Linked DNA regions of Mus musculus: region 1 is linked to region 2. A link is a loop called in an ENCODE intact Hi-C map of the cell type or tissue named here. Cell type or tissue: left cerebral cortex. All regions are shown on one strand. Each heading gives the region's core, and the rest is flanking DNA. Links, peaks and the distances in the headings are about the cores only.

Region 1 (9,570 bases), core at 3,366-7,365, 110 kb before region 2:
TGCTTGAAGGTTTGACTGGTTTTTCTATTTTGTCAGAAGACTGAGGCCTCCAGGCAAAATATAAATACCTAACTCCTTAGCCACTGCTTGGGTTATTTGTGAAGTAAAAGGGTCCATTTTCACTTTGTAGTGTCTGAGGCAACTAAAATAAAGACATAATTTCTTTTAATAAATCCATGTCACTTCTGTAGCTCTGAGTTCTGATGGGAAACCTCTACCCACCCTTCACGGTGTCTATCAGTACCACCAGGAGTTTCTATCTGGTACAGATTGGCGTGTGTGGAAAATCTAAGCATCAGTCTTCCTGACACTGGGACCTTAGGGGACTGCCTCTCCCCTAAACAGCATTAAACAGTGAAGGTGTGTCCTATAGCACAAGCCTGACACAGAAAACCATGTGCCTGTTCTGCTCCCTTAAAGGCATGTGGTGCCCTTGTAGCCGTCCATCGTCCTACATCATGTACCTGTCAATCATCGTCACTTGGCTTGTCTAGGAACATCAACCACATCTATTTGACCATCCATTCCAGGAGGATCTGTGGACTAACAAAATGGTTTAACCTCAATGTGTCTATAATTGAATAAGATGAATTCTATAAGAAGATGAATTTGCTTACCCATAATGCCCAAGTTACCCAGGGTTCTCAGGAATGATGAGAATGTTCTTTAATGTGGACAGTGAGGATCTGCTAAGGCTTCAGTTGTCATCTGTCCTTTCTATTGCCTCTAGAGTCTCTGATCTCCCTTGCCTTCTCTTTGACACATGAGGCAGTCAATTATCCAATGTCAAAGATCTGGGCCCGTTTTTGTTTTGTTTTGTTTTGTTTTGTTTTGTTTTGTTTTGTTTTAAGATGTAAAAGGGGCCTGTGGAGATCTGATATGGACTTTAACCTAGTGTCCATTTTTCTTGCATTTAAAGCAAGCCATCTCAGGCCTTTTCTGGACCTTTTGAGTTTAATCAAGAACATCTTAAATTTTGGAAAACTATACTAGTAGTTGGTTTAAACAGAACTGGACTCCCGTTTGTAAAGCCTGGTGTTTCCTTCTCATATCAGGCTGGTAAGATGATGCAAAATTGCTCCATGAAGGTTTGTCTCTCTCTTGGGAGATGTAGGGCTGACATTAGTGTTTTTATGGAAAGCTTCCTCTAGTCTGCTATGAAGCAGCTTTTCCAACAAAGTGTCTCAGTTTTTCCTTGGGTGACCTCTCTGATTTTGTCATAGTTGACAGACTTGGTTGTTCCCCTTCATTCCCCCAGTAATAACTTCGAGAAACATTGCTCTTACCTGCATTCCTTCCTCCTCTGTGTATAATCCCACCAGGTGGGCAGAGAGAATTCTTCATTCTCAAAATCATTATTTGGATTCCTGACTGTGTTGCCTACTTCTACGTCAACTTGACACAATCTACAGTTATTTGAGAAAAAAGAGCCTCAACTGAGAAAAGGCTGCTGAGTGGGTGGTGATGCATACTTTTAATCCCAGAATGTGGTGGCAAAGGCAGGTGGATCTCTAGGAGTTCAAGGTCAGCATGATCTACAGAGTGAATTCCAAGAAGGTCATGGCGACGCAGAGGGACACTCTCAGAAAACCAAAAGGAAAAGAGATAAGAGGAGGTATAGTTGGGGAGGCTCAACATGAGGGGCTGAAGATTCTATTGACCTAGCAGGGTTTTGGGTAAGAATAAATGTCTTATTCATACATTTCTGTTAGTTTGTGTCTTTTCTTCCCATGGTTTTGGAGTATAAAAAGGCTTTGAGAAATACACTCATGGCTGGTGTGGTAAAGGAAGGAGATAAAGAGATTTAGGGAGTTATGATTCCAGGGCAAGATCTCACCCAGCTAAGTTTTTTGTTATGCTTACAAAGGCAGGTAGATTCCTGAGTTCAAGGTCAGCCTGAGACAGAGGGAGTTTAGATCCAATCCAGGCATGGTAGGAATTGTAATTTTAGGGCAGGGTCCTACCCAGCTAGCTTGTTGTCTGTGCTTAACAAAGGCAGGAACAACTCTGAATTATTTTGCAATATTAAAAAACAATGTATTTGCTGTCTTCTTCTAAGAATCAAGGGGCTGGGTCATGGGATGCTGATTCATGGGATAATCAGAGGGGAACCTGGGGTGATGACTGAATTGATAAGTAAATAAAAAACTGGGCTTTTGGTCTGCAAGAGATGAGCTATCCAGGGAGTTTTTAGAACAGCAAGAGAAAGCGATCTTGAGCAGAAAGAGAGAGAGAGAGAATCTGGAGCCATGTCTCAAGCAGAACATAGGCTGTCAGCTTGTAACCCATGATTTTGCTTTTAGTCATTTGTTTCACTGTTCCCAGGCACCCCTTCCTTGGAACCCCTCTCCAAGCTAAGGCTGGTCCTTGGAACTACATGACCATACTAGGTGCTGGGGCTGTCATTTAATATGCTCCCAAGTAGGTACCAGAGATCCTGAAGCAGGTTCCTATGACCATGGGACCCCATTCAGTTACCTGAACAAAGCAAAACCAGCACACACTCCATCTAATGCCTGTTATTCTCACAGCTCTGGAATTAGCAAGCTGTGAGTTATTCCTTACACAAAGCCAGGAGAATAGTTTAACATCTACTTTATTCCTGTGCTAAATAACCACACTGCTTCCAACTTCTTCTTTGTATAGATCTCCAGCTTTGGTAAACAGGTCCTCTTCCCATACAGGGCCCAGCATGTGAGTTTCCTATAATGCTCTGGAGCACCAGGAGGGAATGTTTGTGAGTCCTAACATCGAATCCAGTACACTCAAGGTAAAGTATTTAGCAAAGCCGAAGGTAACATGTGGGATTTCTATACTTAAGCATCCTGGGAAAGCAGACTGTAAAGGGGACATTGCCCTGCCTCTATCACCAACTATGTCAGAACAGGAGGCAAGAAGACAGCCACACTTGGCAGGACCTCCTTTACAAGACAAGTGTTACTTGGGCTCAAGCAAATTCTCAACAAAATGTGTTTTAGTTTGTTGTTTTGAGACAGGCTGGCCTTGCCTCTGACTACTGGGATTACAGGTGGGTCAAGCTCTTCTCTGTCAGAAACATTAATTTCTTCCAATAATCATTTTCAACACCCCACACACAAACACCAAATAAACCAGTTTAGAATCCCTTACTCTGCCCTCACTTGCCTCAAGAGATATACCGGTTTGCAAATAATGCTGGGCTTAGTGGTCAGCTGCCCTGCCAGTGACTTTCCACAAGCAAGCCATAACACAATTTGCATGCTAATTTATATGCCTTTCTCCCTTCTAACCTTTGTTAGTTTATCCCTGGAGCATTCAAAGTGAAGGGGAGATTTTTTTTTTTCATCCCCTTTCTGGAATGCTTAGCAAGCTCTCAGTGAAAGAGTGATGACCTGCACCAATTTTTTTGTTTTGTTTTGTTTTTCGAGCCAGGGTTTCTCTGTATAGCCCTGGCTGTCCTGGAACTCACACTGTAGACCAGGCTGGCCTTGAACTCAGAAATCCACCTGCCTCTGCCTCCTGAGTGCTGAGATTAAAGGTGTGCACCACCATACCTGACATATGATTTTTTAATTAAGATTTAAAAGTCATTCTGCTTTATTCAACCAGATTTAAGGTTTGTATTTATTAATTAAATTGTACATTTTGCTGTGTAGTGTCAATAATTTTGAGCAAAACAACTTTATTATGAAAACTCTTAGGTCATTAGTAATGGGTACACTTTAAATTGGAATCAGTTTAGAAGATATGGCAACTAGTCATGACCCCATAGAAGGAACATTATACAGAAGCCAAGTACTTAAATTCTTATGTTTGTTTGTTTACTTATTTGTTTTTATGATTTATTTCCCTAGGGGCTGAGAGATGGCATAGCAGTTAAGAGCTCTTGCAGTCATCATGAGTCCCACCACTCAGGAGGCAGGGGCAGACAGATCTCTGTGAGTTCATCAAGGCCAGCCTGGTCTATAGAGAGTTTCAGGACAGCCAGGACTATACAGAAACCCTGTCTTGAAAAACAAACAAACAAACAACAACAAAAAACCACTTGCTGCTCTTGCAGAGGACCTGGATTCAATTTCCAGAACCAACATGGCAGTGAAAGAAAATTAAATTCAAGGCCCATGACTCATGCGGCTTGCTAGTTAGGAGGGCTTTTTGGCCCAAGGTCAAAAAACAAAGGCTGTTGCTGTTAAGTCATTCCAGGAACTGGCTAGCCATAAAGATAGGAGAGGCATACAAGGACGCCCGGACTATCTCAGCTGTTACCTCGCTCTGCACGTACAATTTGCTGATGTTTAAACTGTTCAATTTTGTGTAACCGCGCCAATTCTTCCCCTGCCCCCAACTTTTTGTATATAAACCCCTAGCTTCTGAGCCTCGTGGTCGACTCCTCTGTCTCCTGCGTGAGATACGTGTCAGCCCGGAGTTCCGTCATTAAACTACCTCGTGTGTTTGCATCAAGACGGTCTCTTGTGATTCCTTGGAGGTGTGCCATCTCGGGACTTGAGTGGGGGTCTCCCCACTAGGGTCTTTCAGCAACTCATAACCATTTATAACTCCAGTTTCAGGGGATTTGACGCCCTCTTCTGGTTTCCATGGGACTAGGCACACACATTGTGCACAGATATACATGCAAGCAACTCATACACATAAAATAAAAATAAATCTCATCTCAGACCAGTACCCACTGAGACCAGAGGGGATGTTGAATTCCCTGGAACTAAAATTACTGATGGCTGCTGAGAGGCAAATCCAGGTCCTCTGGAGAGTAGTCAATGGCCTTAACTGTAGTCATCTCCCCAGCCCCACATTGCACGTAATCTAAGTCTGGAAAGGCTGAAAGTGTGCAAGCTTCTATTGAACAGGTCTTTTTTTAAATTAAGTCTTTAGTTACGGATGAAAACAGAAGATAAGAACATTGCTCCTGTAATAACTGGAGTCGGTTGGATACAATCCTGCACTGTCACATGTTTTCTGAAGCGAGGTCTGACTGCAGCCGTGAAGGATATGAAGGCATGCACTGGCCAGCAGTGGGAGAGGAAGGGGTGTCCATCATCCAGTCTGAGCCCAGGAAAGAGACTCTTCAAGTCTAGCAGGAGGCCAAGGTGGAGTGGGGGCATTCAGGGAAGTCTGTCAGAATGTAAAGCCTTGGGGTTGAGGAGGGGTTGGGTTCGGGAGTCTCACAGTACACCCTGGGCCCTTAAAAGCTAAGAAAATAAGCAACCCAGGGAGATCTAAGTCTGACATTGCCCCATTGTCCTGCCTGGGGCCAGTGATGGGTGCTACACACAGGAGCCTGCAGAGTTTGCTAGCTCATTAACCTGAGGAGGTGCAGACTGATGGCATCCCTTCTGCAAAGGCAGACAACTGCTTCCCTGTTTGCCTTTCCCTCTGCAAAGAGCCCTCTTCACCTACAAGAAGAACTACAGCCTTCAGAGCTGCAGCCTAGCAGCTGCCACGCATCTGTTTGTGCTGCAGGATAAAGGGAGGGACCTACATCAATCTTTCCATGAATGAGGTGAGGAAGGCCCAGGCCAGAAACAGTAGTGATTTCACTGAGGTCAGACAGCACCTCCTGAGCAGAACAAGGATTCATTTCCTGTTCAGGTTGTTTCCCATTGCATGACTCAGCAAACCCAGACTGTGCTCACATCCTATAGGACCGTGTCACCATGGTTTACTCCCGCGTTTGTCCTGGAAAATCAGTGAGCAACCACAGACCAAGGACAGGGTAAGCTTGCCAATGAGAATATAAAAAATGTTACATGAGGTAATTAAAATCTGCCTTTCCCAGCATCCCCTGCTTCCTGAGGCAATCCCACTCACGGCTGTCAAATACAGCTCTACATCAACAGTTGGAAACTCCTGTTTATTTTGAAGTATTGGCTACATTTTATATGGCAAAGAATTATAACCAAAGTGAAAGAGCCTTTAAAAGGCCAAATCAGCTATTGTACTACAAAGTAGATGTCCTGGCTCTTTCTAACAGCAAACACTTAGAAATAACTGTCAATTTAAAAGGGCTGATGGGTGTGATTTGTCATAGGATTTTACAGCTGAAAAAAAAAAGCAAGCGATATAAGAGCTTCTTTTTTATTTTTAAATTGAAGAATTATTCAGAAAGTTGGTGATCTATAAATAAAGAGTACAGTGAACAAGTGAGTGCTCTCTCCCTCCCACTCCCTCTCCCTCCCCCTCTTCCCTGTTCTCTCTCTACCCTCTCCCTCTCGCACTCCCCATCTCCTTCTTCCTCTCCCTCTCCCTTCCCTCTCCCTCCCCCTCTCCTCCTCTCCCTCCTACCCATGCTGATTCCTAGTCACCAAGTTCACCTTGCCATAGGCAACCAGTGTGACCTAGTTTTCCTGTAACATGTTTAAAGCTGTTTTATGCACACATGAGCCATTCACACACAGTCTCTTCTCACCTAAAAACTAACAGGCCCAGAACTCAGGAGGCAGAGGCAGACAGCTCTCCAGGAGTCAGAAGCCATCCTGGTCTACATAGTAAAGTCTAGGCCAGCCAGGGGTACATGATGAGCCCCTGCTGAGAAAGGATAAAACCATTACTCAGTACCTTACTCTTTCACTGAACATACAGTTGCATTTGCGGAGCATCTCTTATGTGTCAGGAACTGTTGATCATTAAGAATTAGCAGAGAGGGCTGGAGAGATGGCTCAGAGGTTAAGAGCACTGACTTCTCTTCCAGAGGCCTTGAGTTCAATTCCCAGCAACCACATGGTGGCTCAAAAACATCTATAATGAGATTTTGTGCCCTCTTCTAGCCTGCAGTCATATATGCAGGCAGAATGCTGTATATATAATAAATAAATCTTGAAGAAGAAAAAAAATTAGCAGAGAACAAAATAGCTGATTTCCCCTCCCCCCTCCTAGAGTCATACATTCTGTGAAAATAAATTTTAAAAGAAACATATGGGGCTGTGTGGTAAATGCCATGGAGGAAGGCAGCCCAAGAACAGAGGGTAGGGAGTACTTGGCTCTTGCTGTTTATCCAGAGTGATAAGGGAGACTATACTCCAGAGTGTATGCCCCAAATATGAAGGCATGTTCATTTGAAGACAAGGAGTTGCAGACAAAGGAGCACTCTGCCTTCCATCTATTGAGCTAAAAGAAGAACATAGATTCATGGAAACAGATATTCTACTCCTCTCTGCCAGCTGGAGGGAAAGACAACTTTGGTTCCTGCTGGGTCAGAGATGGCACCAGCGGAATCCCCATTGACCAGCTTTGCTAACCAGACTCTGTCTGCTTTTGATTTGCTCTTACAAGTCATTTTCTCCTAGAGGCACAAAATCCTTTCTTTGTCTTGTAACTCATCTAGAGGTGTACTGTTCTTGGGGAAGATGCGTACAAGCCAGAGTTGAAAGACCTGCATCTTAGCTGCTCACCCTGTGGGTGTCACCCATGTATATATTAACATGCTAATAAACTCCTAGATTTTGTTTTTCTCCTGATATACTACTGAGTGTTGGGAAACTGCCCCAACTAACATTCTATGAGAATTAAAGAGAACATTATTTTCTTCCCTGATAGTTGTGAGAGAAAGACTTGGCAAGACCTGGAGGGAGCTATGCACAGATGGGAGGGGCATTCCATGTGATATGACCACAGCAACCATCATCATGACCCCAAACCACTGAGGGACTCTCGGGAGGTGTGCATAGACTAAGAATTGCGAGTTACTTTTCTTGCTGTAACTTGACACACAGCTTAAGGAAGGAGAGCTTTATTCTGGCTTACAGTTTGAGGCCTACAGTCCATCATAGTGGGGAGGTATAGCGAGCAGCAGAAGCATGTTAAAGCTGCTAGCTCACACATAATTGGATCAGGCAGCAGATAGACATGAACTTGGGGCTTTCACCACAGACAGACATGAATGCAGGTGTCCAATTGACTTTCCCTTTTTGCCCTTTTTATTTGGCCTAGGACCACCCTCCCAGGATGATGCTGCCCAGACCCTTGGCAGGTCTTCCCCCTCAGTTAACCCTTTCAGGACAAGCCTAAGGCAAACCCAAAGGTGCGCTTCACCAGGCATTTCTTAATCCAATCAAGATGACTGTCACAATTAACCACTACAAGACTACCCCTTGTCAACTTGACACTGAAACACAAGACTTTAGACAATCATCTCATGTTTATCTAATAATACAAAATACAATCAGCACATGTAGCCTTTCTTGGGCAGGCTCTGCTTGGTTTCTGCAGCTTGCCTCAGCAAACATGCTCATTTCTAGTAATATATCGTGATTCACCAAAGCAGATAGACTGTACCAGACACAACTATGACATACTTCATCCACATCAAAACCAAGCAGTTGACATTCATTGTCCTAGGCAGACACTCATCTCTTCTCTGCCTTCATAGACTTGCTATTTTGACATTACATGAATGGTGGCAACCAATGTATAATCTTTTTACTGAGAGACCAAATTTTGGGGGTCCAGACTTCATCTTAGGGAACCTGACTTAAGTTTAAACTCAAGTAAACTAACCTAGCTTCAGTTTCCAGGTTATCCCCCCCCCCAACAAGTCTGTACCTAAGGTCACAAGCCCACCCCTGCCTAAAAACCACTGATTAGGAAAAGAAAGCAGAAGTTACGTTTATGGTTTGGCTCCCAGCACCAGCCAATTATACTAAAGGCCACAGTAGCCTCCCAATTAGATGCTGGCCAGGCTAGAAACACTCAGCCCTTGCTTGCCATTTCCTATAAACATTGTCCTAACCAGTGTTGGGGCTCTTCTCACTGGAACCATCCTGTTAAGCCTGACCTCAAGCTTGTCAATAAGGACCCTGGTGTGATTTCATCAGATTAGCTCCTGATTGGTCTTTCAGGGTTCATGAACACTTCCCTGGTACTACAGTACCTGACTCTTTCATGTAGCATGTTTTAAGGTGTATCCACACTACAGTATGTCGCAATACCTCATTCCTATTTAGTGCTAAGTTGCTTTCTGCTGTGCAATACATTTTTGTTGTTCACACTGACTTTTGATATTTCCTACCATCAATAATAGTTGAGTCTTCATTTTGCTTTTTAAAACATTGTTTTTTTTTAAAGATAACTTTATTACTTTTACTTACTGACTTTGTGTGAAGTAAGGGATGTGAGACATGAGTACCACAGCACATAAGGAGGTGAAGGACAACTTGCAGGACTTGGCTCTTTTCACCATGCACACATCATGGAAACAGAGTTCATTGAGCTCAAGGCCAGCCTGGGAAACAAGAGGCCCAGTCTCAAGTTTAACTTATTGTTAAAGGCAAAAAAAAATTAGTCAGGAACCTAAAAGTCATTCATGTTAACTCTCACTTACACCTGGTCCTTTTGTCGGTGTTTTATCGAGGGTGACCATTGCTCTAAATAAACACCATGACCACAGCAACTCTTATAATCAGGCCTGGCTTGTAATTATGAGTTTTAGTTCATTGTCATCATGGTGGGAAGCATGGCAGCACACAGGAAGACATGGTGCTGGAGAAGAATCCGAGAGTTCTACTTCCAGATCGACGCAGGAAGAGAGAGAGAGAGACACGGGACCTGGCTTGAGCATCTGAAACCTCAAAGTCCCGT
Region 2 (9,570 bases), core at 2,496-6,495:
AGTCTACAGCAAAAAATGGCTTGCAGCCTTTCTTCTCGGATGTTTAAGCGAGGTTGTTCAGCTTCATGATTCAGCACTGGTAATCTTATGCCTGTTGTTAATACTTCTGCAGATCTGAGGTCATTATCAGGTTCCTCTGAACTAGGAGCTCTGCATCTTTAGGGATTGTCTAGTGTCCGGTGGCTTGTTACAGATGCTTTCCCAAGACCCTACTCTTCCACTGTGCTGTTAATATTTCATTGTGACTTATTCTGAGTTTTACAGCCACGCCAATATTTCCCAGAAAGACAGAAATACCTTAGTGAGAATCTCTACAGATATGGGTCCAGCCGTGATGAAAGTTCCATGTATGGAGTGAAGGGTTTGGGGTTTCCACGTATGAATTGCAGGGGTTGGAAGGCCTGAGTGCTAGGCCAGGAGTGAAGATGAGGGGTGGGGTGGGGTGGGGTGACTGAGGATAAATATCCACTCCTCTATGTAAAGGGGTCAAAACTGCCGACGAATCACCGAGACTATGAAGAGTAACCTAGTCTACTTACTGCTAAACTCATGGAGGATGCCACCCTGGCTTTGAGTTTAACTCTGCCCCATCTAGCAGCCTCTTTATCTGAAATGAAGACCAGCAGACCCTATCAGCATTTCTATCTGACTTCTGAAACTTCTAGAACTCAGCTGCGGGGTCCTAACTCTCTGTGGTCTGTAACCAACAATGTACATACATTGAGATGTATTTACTGTATGATTTATGTTACTATCAGGAGTTAAGATTGGAATGCAGAACCTGTGCGCTCCTTGGTCAGGACAATCAAGACAAGCAGGGAAATCTGGCAAATCGCTGCCAAAGAAGCTAACATACCTTGTGAATTTACTGTTAAATACATTTTGATATTGTGGAGAGACAAGATGTTTGTCTGTCTCTGACAGTCCCAGCAGGCTCCAGAAACAAGTTGTGTTGTACAATAATTTCAACTCCTCATCTGGCAGAAGAAGAAATACCAGATTGTAATCCAATTGTTCATGCTGAGACTCAGGTCTCAAAATGAATCATGAAATATGGGCTAGGCACCAAAGCAAAGCAGAGGCAGCTTGAAGTTAGAATCCAGGAGAACCGTGCGGCCTGAAGAAGCTCTTGAGGTAAGGGACCAGGGTCCACAGCTAACCATCTGGCTACCCTGCACCAGCAGCTCCCTCAAACAAAGCAATGGGGCAGGGTAGACAGAAAGGATACAATAGTGAGATACCATGCAACAGACACATCCCTCCACAGTCTGTCATCTAACTTCAACAACAGCACCATGCTCACCGAGCTCACTCAAGGATCGCCTATTGGTCGCTGATTACTAACAAGGGATGGATGCAGCTGATCTCAGGACGGAACATGACTGCCCCTCCGGGAAGGAGTTTTCGTTCACTTTCTCAGGAAAACTCAAGAACAAATACTAGATTCAAATTAAGTCAGTCTGTGTGACATCTTAGGAAATACCGTAGGAGTTTTAACCACCATCGATTCAACTCTCATACATCTTTTTTCTGTAAACAACACTGTGCTTGTTCATTCTGCAACTACCAACCGAGCTAGCTGGTTATGGGCTGGTCGCTAGCCAGAAACAACTTCTTGGCCCTTATGGAACTTCCTACCACTTTCACATAAAAACCAGGGGAGAACAAGCTAAACTCAAAATCAGCCCATCAAGTTGTTATATGACATTGTGAGAAACACCTTAAGAACCTTGAACTGTTGGAACAGGAAGCCACTATGCCCAGGAAATGACTGTTATCTGTCCCGCACAGCACTCCTGCTTCCATGCAACCATCTAATGAGCAGGCAGGGGCTCACAGTGTCATGGAATCAGAAGGCTACAGTTTTAGTGTCAACGGAGACCTTGGGCCTTTGTCTTGCCACCAGCACTGCAGGTCTGTGTACTGGATCCGCCAAAGAGTTGAGCTCTCTGAAGGGGAGAGGGAGTCCAATCTCACTTCCAACGCTGCAGCTGCTCCAGAGTCTGTGGCAGGCATTGGGATGCTGGAAGCTGAGGGGTGCAGCACAGCTGAAGGCTAGGAGCCAAGGTCAGGGCCACTGAGCAGGAAGTGAGGTCGATAGGCTGGAGCAGCTTTCAACAATGAAAGCTTCAGGAGAGAACTCTTCCCCAGTGTTACAGCTCTATTCGACAGACGAGACACTCTTGGACTGTCTTTGATGAAATAGCTCGTGCACTTTAGTCCTTGTGGATAGATAGGGTCTTATATGCATTTGGGGGTGATTTGGGGTATAAAAGCAGAAGCTTTCTCCTGGCTTGATTTGAGATGTTAGAGATGCCTCATCTGCGTGTGGAGGGGCTTCGGGTGTTGCCCCTGTGTGACTGATTGTCACAGTCCTCTCCATGGAGTGTCGTGGTCCTGTGATCCAGGACAGGACCCTGATCGGGAGTAGATGGAAATGCCTACTGTACTCAGACATGAGAGTACTGGGATTTCCGAATCTGCTCAACTTTGCCAAGTTTTCTGTCTGATGGCATGGTCCACTGCCCCACATAGCACTAGGAAGGTCAGGGGAAGTTCATCCCATTCTGGGAGACATAGTAAAAGCACATTTCTGATGCCCAGTGACCTTCAGAGCAACTGATATAAGAGGAGCAGTAGCCGGGCGTGGTGGCTCACGCCTTTAATCCCAGCACTCGGGAGGCAGAGACAGGCAGATTTCTGAGTTCGAGGCCAGCCTGGTCTACAGAGTGAGTTCCAGGACAGCCAGGGCTATACAGAGAAACCCTGTCTCAAAAAAAAAAAAAAAAAAAAAAAAAAAAAAAGAGGAGCAGTATAATTTATTCAGTGTGATACCCTTATCTCAAGAATTGGAATTGGGGCCCATGGACATTTTATTGATTTAGGGTCAATTAAATGTTATTCTAATACAAATTTACTAAGATATAACTTTCCTGTTTTTTTTTTTTTATTGTTCTGACAAAATACATCACAGAAATAAGGGACAATGTAGTAGGACCCAGAGGGGGAATGCTTTATGGGTAATTCAGTGTCTCTCTCTCTCTCTCTCTCTCTCTCTCTCTCTCTCTGAGGGGGAATGCTTTATGGGTAATTCAGTGTCTCTCTCTCTCTCTCTCTCTCTCTCTCTCTCTCTCTCTCTCCCTCCCTCCCTCCCTCCCTCCCTCTTCCTTCTTTTCTTTCTAAGATTTATTTTTTACTTATACGTATGCATGTGGGCTGCATGAGTTTGTGTACATAAGTGTGTAGATGCCCACAGAGACCAGGAGGTGGCATCAGATCTCCTGGTGCTAGAATTATACATAGTTGTGAGCTGCCATGTGTGTGTGCTAGGAATTGAATAATAAGTACTCTTAACCTCTGAGCCATCTCTTCAACCCCACTAGCTGGTTTTCTACATTTTCCTTGTCATTTTATCTGTGGTCCCAAACTCCAAAATGGTGCCACCATAATCAGCTCTTCCCCCACTGCCCCTCCCCCACCCCATTACCACGGCCCACATGTAATCAATTGTATATCTGCTTTATTAGCCACCAAAGGCCCTTCTCAACCCAATTAATTTGGTAATAGAGCATCTTGAGGCCACCCCGTCAGCGTGACAAGCAAGCACAAGCACTCTACGACATATAACAGCCACCCTGTATTGTTTCACAGGGAAAATGCACCCACTCTTCAGAGTTTAAAGTCCCAGCATTGTCCAAAAGTCCAAAATCGAAGCGTCCTCTGGGACTCAAGGTAAACCCTTAACTGAACTGTAGAAGTCAAAGGTCACTTAGCATGCTTCCAAGATATACAGAGTAAACATTCCTAATACCAGAGCAAAGCAAAGCAAACCAGACGGGGTCAAGAATTGTGGAGAGCTGTGCCGTGAGCAATCGCCATTATAAGATGGCGCTGGCTTCCACTGCGCCTAACTAGTAAACAAGCCTTATGCGCATGTGCATGAGTGAACTCACGCCTAGTCACTGCCCATCTCGCGGAGTAGTAATGGGGTGATGGGCGAGCAACGAATCAGGAGCTGTCACGCCACATCAGGTGCTGAAACGTCACGCTGCGGGCTATATAAGCAGCGCCATTTTCCCGGTTCGGGGTCTTCCCTCCTGAGAAGTAAGCAATAAAAGCTTTGCCGCAGAAGATTCTGGTTGTCCTGAGTGTGTTCTTGCCGGAGGGGACAAAAGCTCGGGATAAAGAATGGTGTCCTGTATCCGATTCCGACTTCAGAGAACATGGGCAAAACCAAGCCTTCCAGCCTCATCATTTGTACCCTCTCTGGGGCTGGCACAGCTTGATCTGTGTGGTTTTTCTTGGCAGGTGTCCCACAATCCTGGCATCTAGAACTTTCTTTACTCTCACAGCTTCCCACCTCGTCCCCTCAGGGGATCCCCACAGGAATTCCAACCTGCTGCATGCTCACAGGCTCTCCTCTGAAATCAGGCAGAACCCTCCATGGCTGTAGAACTCTCCTGCTTGCCTCATACTGCAATCCAATGTCGTGCGGAGGATGAGTCTAAAACCCAGTGAGAAATTGGATCTCCTCATCCAGGAGTCTCCAGACCTGCCCGGCACTCATCTGAAGAAAAAGGAAGGGCATCCCCATGGCTTCCTATTTTTTGCCACTTGTGTTCTTTGATTCAAGACCAGTATATCTGTGCCCTTTCCAGGAACCAGGAGTAGGTCACAAGCTGTCCTCACTGTGGACATCTTGGAGCACCTGCAGCTGGATTCAACCTCAAACTTAGGAAAGCAACTGGACTCTCATGGTCTCAATTATGATCAAAACCATCCACTTCCAGCTAGCTTAAGCCAAAAAAGGGAAAAGGAAGCTCACACGGCAGGAAGCCCAGGACAATACAGATCGAAAGCTCAAAGGCTCTCCCATGCCTTACTTACTGCTCCAGAGATGCACAGCTCTGATTCTCAGCTTCATAAGCTTCCTTAAGGTCCCCAGAAAGATGCCAGTAACTCTATTACCCCCATTTAATCAAGCAAAAAAGTAGCTTTCATGTTGAAGACCGTGGGCAAGTCACACAGGGGCACTTGTCATTCCTCCCAGACCCAACCCCCACCCCCATCCCACATCCTAGGCGCATCTGTCTCCAAGCGAAGGATGTAGGATGGCTACCTGGTGGCCACAGCAGCAGCCACACAATCCTCTCCATGGCAGCTATTTGCAAACATGAGAATCATCCCATCTCTGGGTAAAAATAGAGCCAAACGCTCCAAAGTAGGAAGAGTGTCTGGGAGAAGAAAGCTGCCAAGAACAGCCATCCTGTAAATAAAGTTGTATGCTGGTACAGAAGGGGCCTCCTGAGGAGCAGTCATAATTGCTGTGCTTGCCTGCCCGCTGGCTGAGACAGCAGAGAGGGACTCAGCTCTGAAGGCTACTCTGAGAGCAGGCCAAGGTTGCCTTGCTCTGGAAGGGGCAGCTTCCCACAGGTTTTGGGGCTCTCTCCACCCAACCTGGCCCTCCTCCTAAAGATTACTCTTGCAGCAACTCTGTCCTAGCCAGTTGGGACTTACTCCTGCCTCAAGCACTCAGCTATATGGGTTCTCTCTCTATCCTGTCCAGCAGGGTATTGTCCAGACCTCCAGCAAAAGGGATGTGGTCCAGCACCACACCCTCCCTATGAGGCAAGACACTGCTAGCTTAGACACACAGAGCAGAGGACCACCTGCTACTTGCCTCCTATGCCCCCACATTGAGTTCACCTGTCTTGGTTTGCTTGGTTGTTTTCTGAAGTGGGATCTTGCTATATATAGTCTTGCCTGGCGGTTCTTAACCTGGCAGCAATCTTCCAGCCTTTGCCTCCTGAGTGTTGTGGCATATGACACCATGCCCAGCCTTTCTGACCCCTTAAGGCATTTATCCTTAATATCCACAGATATTGGGAACGGATAGCCAGTGATTATTGGAGTGGGCCCATTTGAGCACAGGACAATGGGCAGCGAGTGTGAAACAGCAGAGCAGCAGATGCCCACAGAGGCCACACTGATGTAGAAGCAAGCTAATCACTGCTGAGCAGTTGTCACATGCCAGGCTCTGGACACTGCATACACTAATGCCTTTGTTTATCTGTACATTTCAAATGTACAAACACCCCTCGTGACGTGTGTCTTAATTACAAAGTTTCTTACTGTCTTAATTACAAAGTTTCTTACTGTGGCGAAACCCAGCGAGTACTATCAGTAATCTCACGAACCTGATGTCACGCACTGGCATGGCTCTGTGGTATTCTTGTACACTACACAACACCCAAGCCACTCTAACACAAGCTCTCACTGAAGAACATGCTATGAATAACCAATACTGACCAAAAACATCAGTCATGAAGACATGGAAAGACAAGACTGAGAAGCAGATGGGAGACCAAGGAGAAAACAAAATTAAATGTCATGTGGGGCCATAAATAAGGTGCCTAAGCAACAACAGACGGACCTGAGGGTTTGCCAGAGGCCAACCAAGTCCCCGGTAAGCAATGCAGCTATAGCAATGTTGATTTCCTGTTGCTGGCTGGTCTGCCTTGATAATTAGCACACAGTTAAAGAAAGCTGGAGAGAAGCACACAGATGTTCTGTACTGTTTTTGTGTCAAAAATAAAAAAAAAAAATTTTAAGGGCAGCTGGAGAGACAGTTTGGCAGTTCAGAGCACTTAGTGCTGTAGCAGAGAAGCTGAGTTCAGTTCCAAGCATCTTCATGTTGGCTCACAACTGCAACTCCAGTTCCAGGGGAGCTGGCACTTCTTCTGACCTACTTGGGCTCCTACAGCATGTGGTGAGCATCCATATGTTCAGGCAAGGGTGTGCGTGTGTGTGTGCGCGCGTGTACGTGTATATGTGTGTGTGTGTGTGTATGTATGTGTGCGTGTATGTACATGTATGTGTGTATGTGTGTGTGTGCGTGTGTGTGTGGGGGGGGTGTGCATGTGTGTGTATGTGTGTGCGTGTATGTGTGCATGCGTGTACAAGTATGTGTGTATGTGTGTGCATGTGTGGGTGCGTGTGCATGTGTGTGTGCATGTGCATGTGCGTGTGTGCACGCGTGTGTGCATGCATGCACGCATAAGTATTTTTTAAAAATATACGGGCTGAATAGATGACTCTGCAGTTAGGAGCACTTGAGGCTTAGGCTGAAAAACTAACTTCAAGGTTAAGAAAATGTGTTGTTCTTGCAGAAGACCTAGATTTAATCTCTGTGGATGCACAGTAGCTTGCAAATGTCTATTAACCCCAGTCCCGTAGGATCTGACACCTTCTTCTGACCTTTGTAGACTGCAAGCATGCACATGGTGTGCAATCATACATGAACCCAAAACACTCACACACATAAGTAATAACATAAATAAACATTACTAATATATTTTAAAGAGCATTTCTTGCAGAGAACCAGTTTGGCTCTTAGCACCTTGTAACTTCAGCTTAAAGGCTGATGCTATCTTCTGGCCTGTGGGAACCTATAGAGACACACGCATACACATAACAAAAAATAAGAGGAAAGTTTACATTTTAAATTACTTTTAAGGTTTTCCAAATGAAGTCACCCAATAAGTCACTTAGGATATTCAGCTCATTGGGCTGGTCTACGGCAATGAAGAGGTGCCCTGGGGTGAAATAAAACATACTTTTACATTTTCTGATACATTACTGAACACATGCCACAGGGAGTGGTTTTTATTGTTTTGTTGAAACAAAGTCTTGCTTGGTAGCTGAGGCTGGCCTCACAGCAAGTGCCAGCACAGTGACCTTGTCGGCTTTCAGTTGCTTTGTCCTCGGGATCACCCCTGTAGCTGAGTTTGTATTTGACTGCAGGGTGGGACCCCACTTACATAAGACCTTCTCCCACTTCTGGAGGTATGACTTGTCTGCCTTCTAGCACGGCATGGCCCTCCCAGCTGGAGAGACAACTGAGAAGCAGTGGGCTCCCAGGGGGCTGCTTTGCATCTTGTTTGTCTTATTCTTGGGTCCAGCAGGTCTCTGTAAGCTTCCTAGCCTTCTAGACAGTGCACTAGCACCCCACCCCCTTCATTCCTTCCATAGTGACTCACTTGAAGCTTTTGCAGTGGGATAAATACAGACATTCCCACCGAGTTTAAGCCCTATAATGTACCTTCCGCTGCCTACTGTTCATTTCTCATTTCCCACAAGACAAAAACAAGACCGTGAGGCTGTTGCTATGCGAGCGGCTCATGTGTGCCCACATTTGATTACGGTCCTTATTTCTGTGTGCCTGGGCTCCTCCATCTCACCAGACAGGAGAACAGATCCTGCCACCAGAGAGTCTGAGTGCAGGCCTTAGCAGCAGCTTGGGATGCAGGACTGACTTGTAGCTTGCCCAGTGCCGGGTCTCTGAGCAGGTAGGAGGTTTCGCACAGCTTCCCCTCTGCCAGCACAGCTCGACGGTTTCAGCGGTTTCAGCTTCCCTTCTCTCTCCATCCAGCAAAGTGCAGACATGTTCATTCCCATCTCAGTCCTGGCCATGTTTTGCAATGCGGAAGAAGGTATTTTGACCCCAGCTGCCTGGAGCCCTTGGATGAGAGAGAGGGAGAGCTACAGAGGGTCACTAAACAAAAGGGAGGCAAGACCTGGGGTTTTCTCTGGGGTCTGAGCCTAGCCACTTCCACCCGTCCCAGCAAGGAGCTGTTGAACGGACTTGAGTGGCTGTGAATGAGCCCAGGAATGAGCTCGTCTTCTCAGGGCCATCCCCAGCTACAGCAGTCTGTGACACAGCTGCACAGAGGAGAAGACAGGGACAGAGCTCTGCTGCTGGTCCTTCCTGGGCAATTCAGTTGGCACCAACAGGGTAACATCCAAGCAGGTGGCCATCTCTGCAAGACAGTCAAAGGTGGGTCAGCTCTGGGGCATCTCTGTAAGACAGTCAGAAGGGGCACAGCTCTTCCACTGTAGAGGACAGAGAATGCTGACCCTGACCAATAGGTCAAAAAAGAATACAGACTAATCCCACAGTCATGGACACTGAACTTAGAGAACAAGTTATTGCCTTGATCTGAGGGGACAATAGCCTGAGTCCCGAGCTATGCAGAGCTAAGGTATTCACCCCATTCCCTGCCTACCAGGTAAGAACACTGTTCTGTGGTAGACCTGCAAAAAAGAAAGAAAAAGGGAGGGAGGGAGGGAGGGAGGGAGGGAGGGAAGGAGGGAGGGAGGAAGGAAGGAAGGAAAAGAAAGGAAGAGGAGGGAAGAGGAGGAAGAGAACAGGCAAATTATTGTTTTTGTTGTTGTTGTTGTTTTTCCGAGACACGGTTTCTCTGTTTAGCCCTGGCTGTCCTGGAGCTCACTTTGTAGACCAGGCTGGCCTCAAACTCAGAAATCTGCCTGCCTCTGCCTCCCCAGTGCTGGGATTAAAGGCGTGCACCACCGCGTAGGCAAATTATTTTTAATCAGAAAATGGACCCTTCCATTTCTATACCAAGTGCTCCTTTGCTACAGAGCATTGGAAAGAGACCCGCTGACTAGGACGGAGAAAGGGTCAGAGGCCACCACTGGACTCCACGATACTGGAAAACTCACGATAGACACGTGGGACCTCTCAGTCCTTCTGCATTTCAGGAAGAACCC

The links. A loop is a pair of places that touch in the nucleus more often than their neighbours do. Peaks named below come from ENCODE experiments on the same cell type or tissue, not always from the same donor. Only the 100,000 strongest peaks of a DNase experiment are listed, where the experiment ranks them.
Region 1: it touches region 2 in a loop (7-fold over the local background); 1 of 42 quality-filtered maps calls a loop at or near these places.

What each region holds. Positions count from the first base shown.
Region 1 is chr11:22,714,110-22,723,679 of GRCm38, forward strand. No RefSeq gene overlaps it. Among named protein-coding and RNA genes, the nearest start is that of Gm40816, 65 kb to the left of the region's middle. In left cerebral cortex, for the core only: no CTCF peak of the experiment used is centred there; DNase peaks (open chromatin) are centred at 5,755 and 6,146; H3K27ac peaks cover 814 bases.
Region 2 is chr11:22,822,474-22,832,043 of GRCm38, forward strand. No RefSeq gene overlaps it. Among named protein-coding and RNA genes, the nearest start is that of B3gnt2, 32 kb to the right of the region's middle. In left cerebral cortex, for the core only: no CTCF peak of the experiment used is centred there; DNase peaks (open chromatin) are centred at 4,446 and 5,234; H3K27ac peaks cover 285 bases.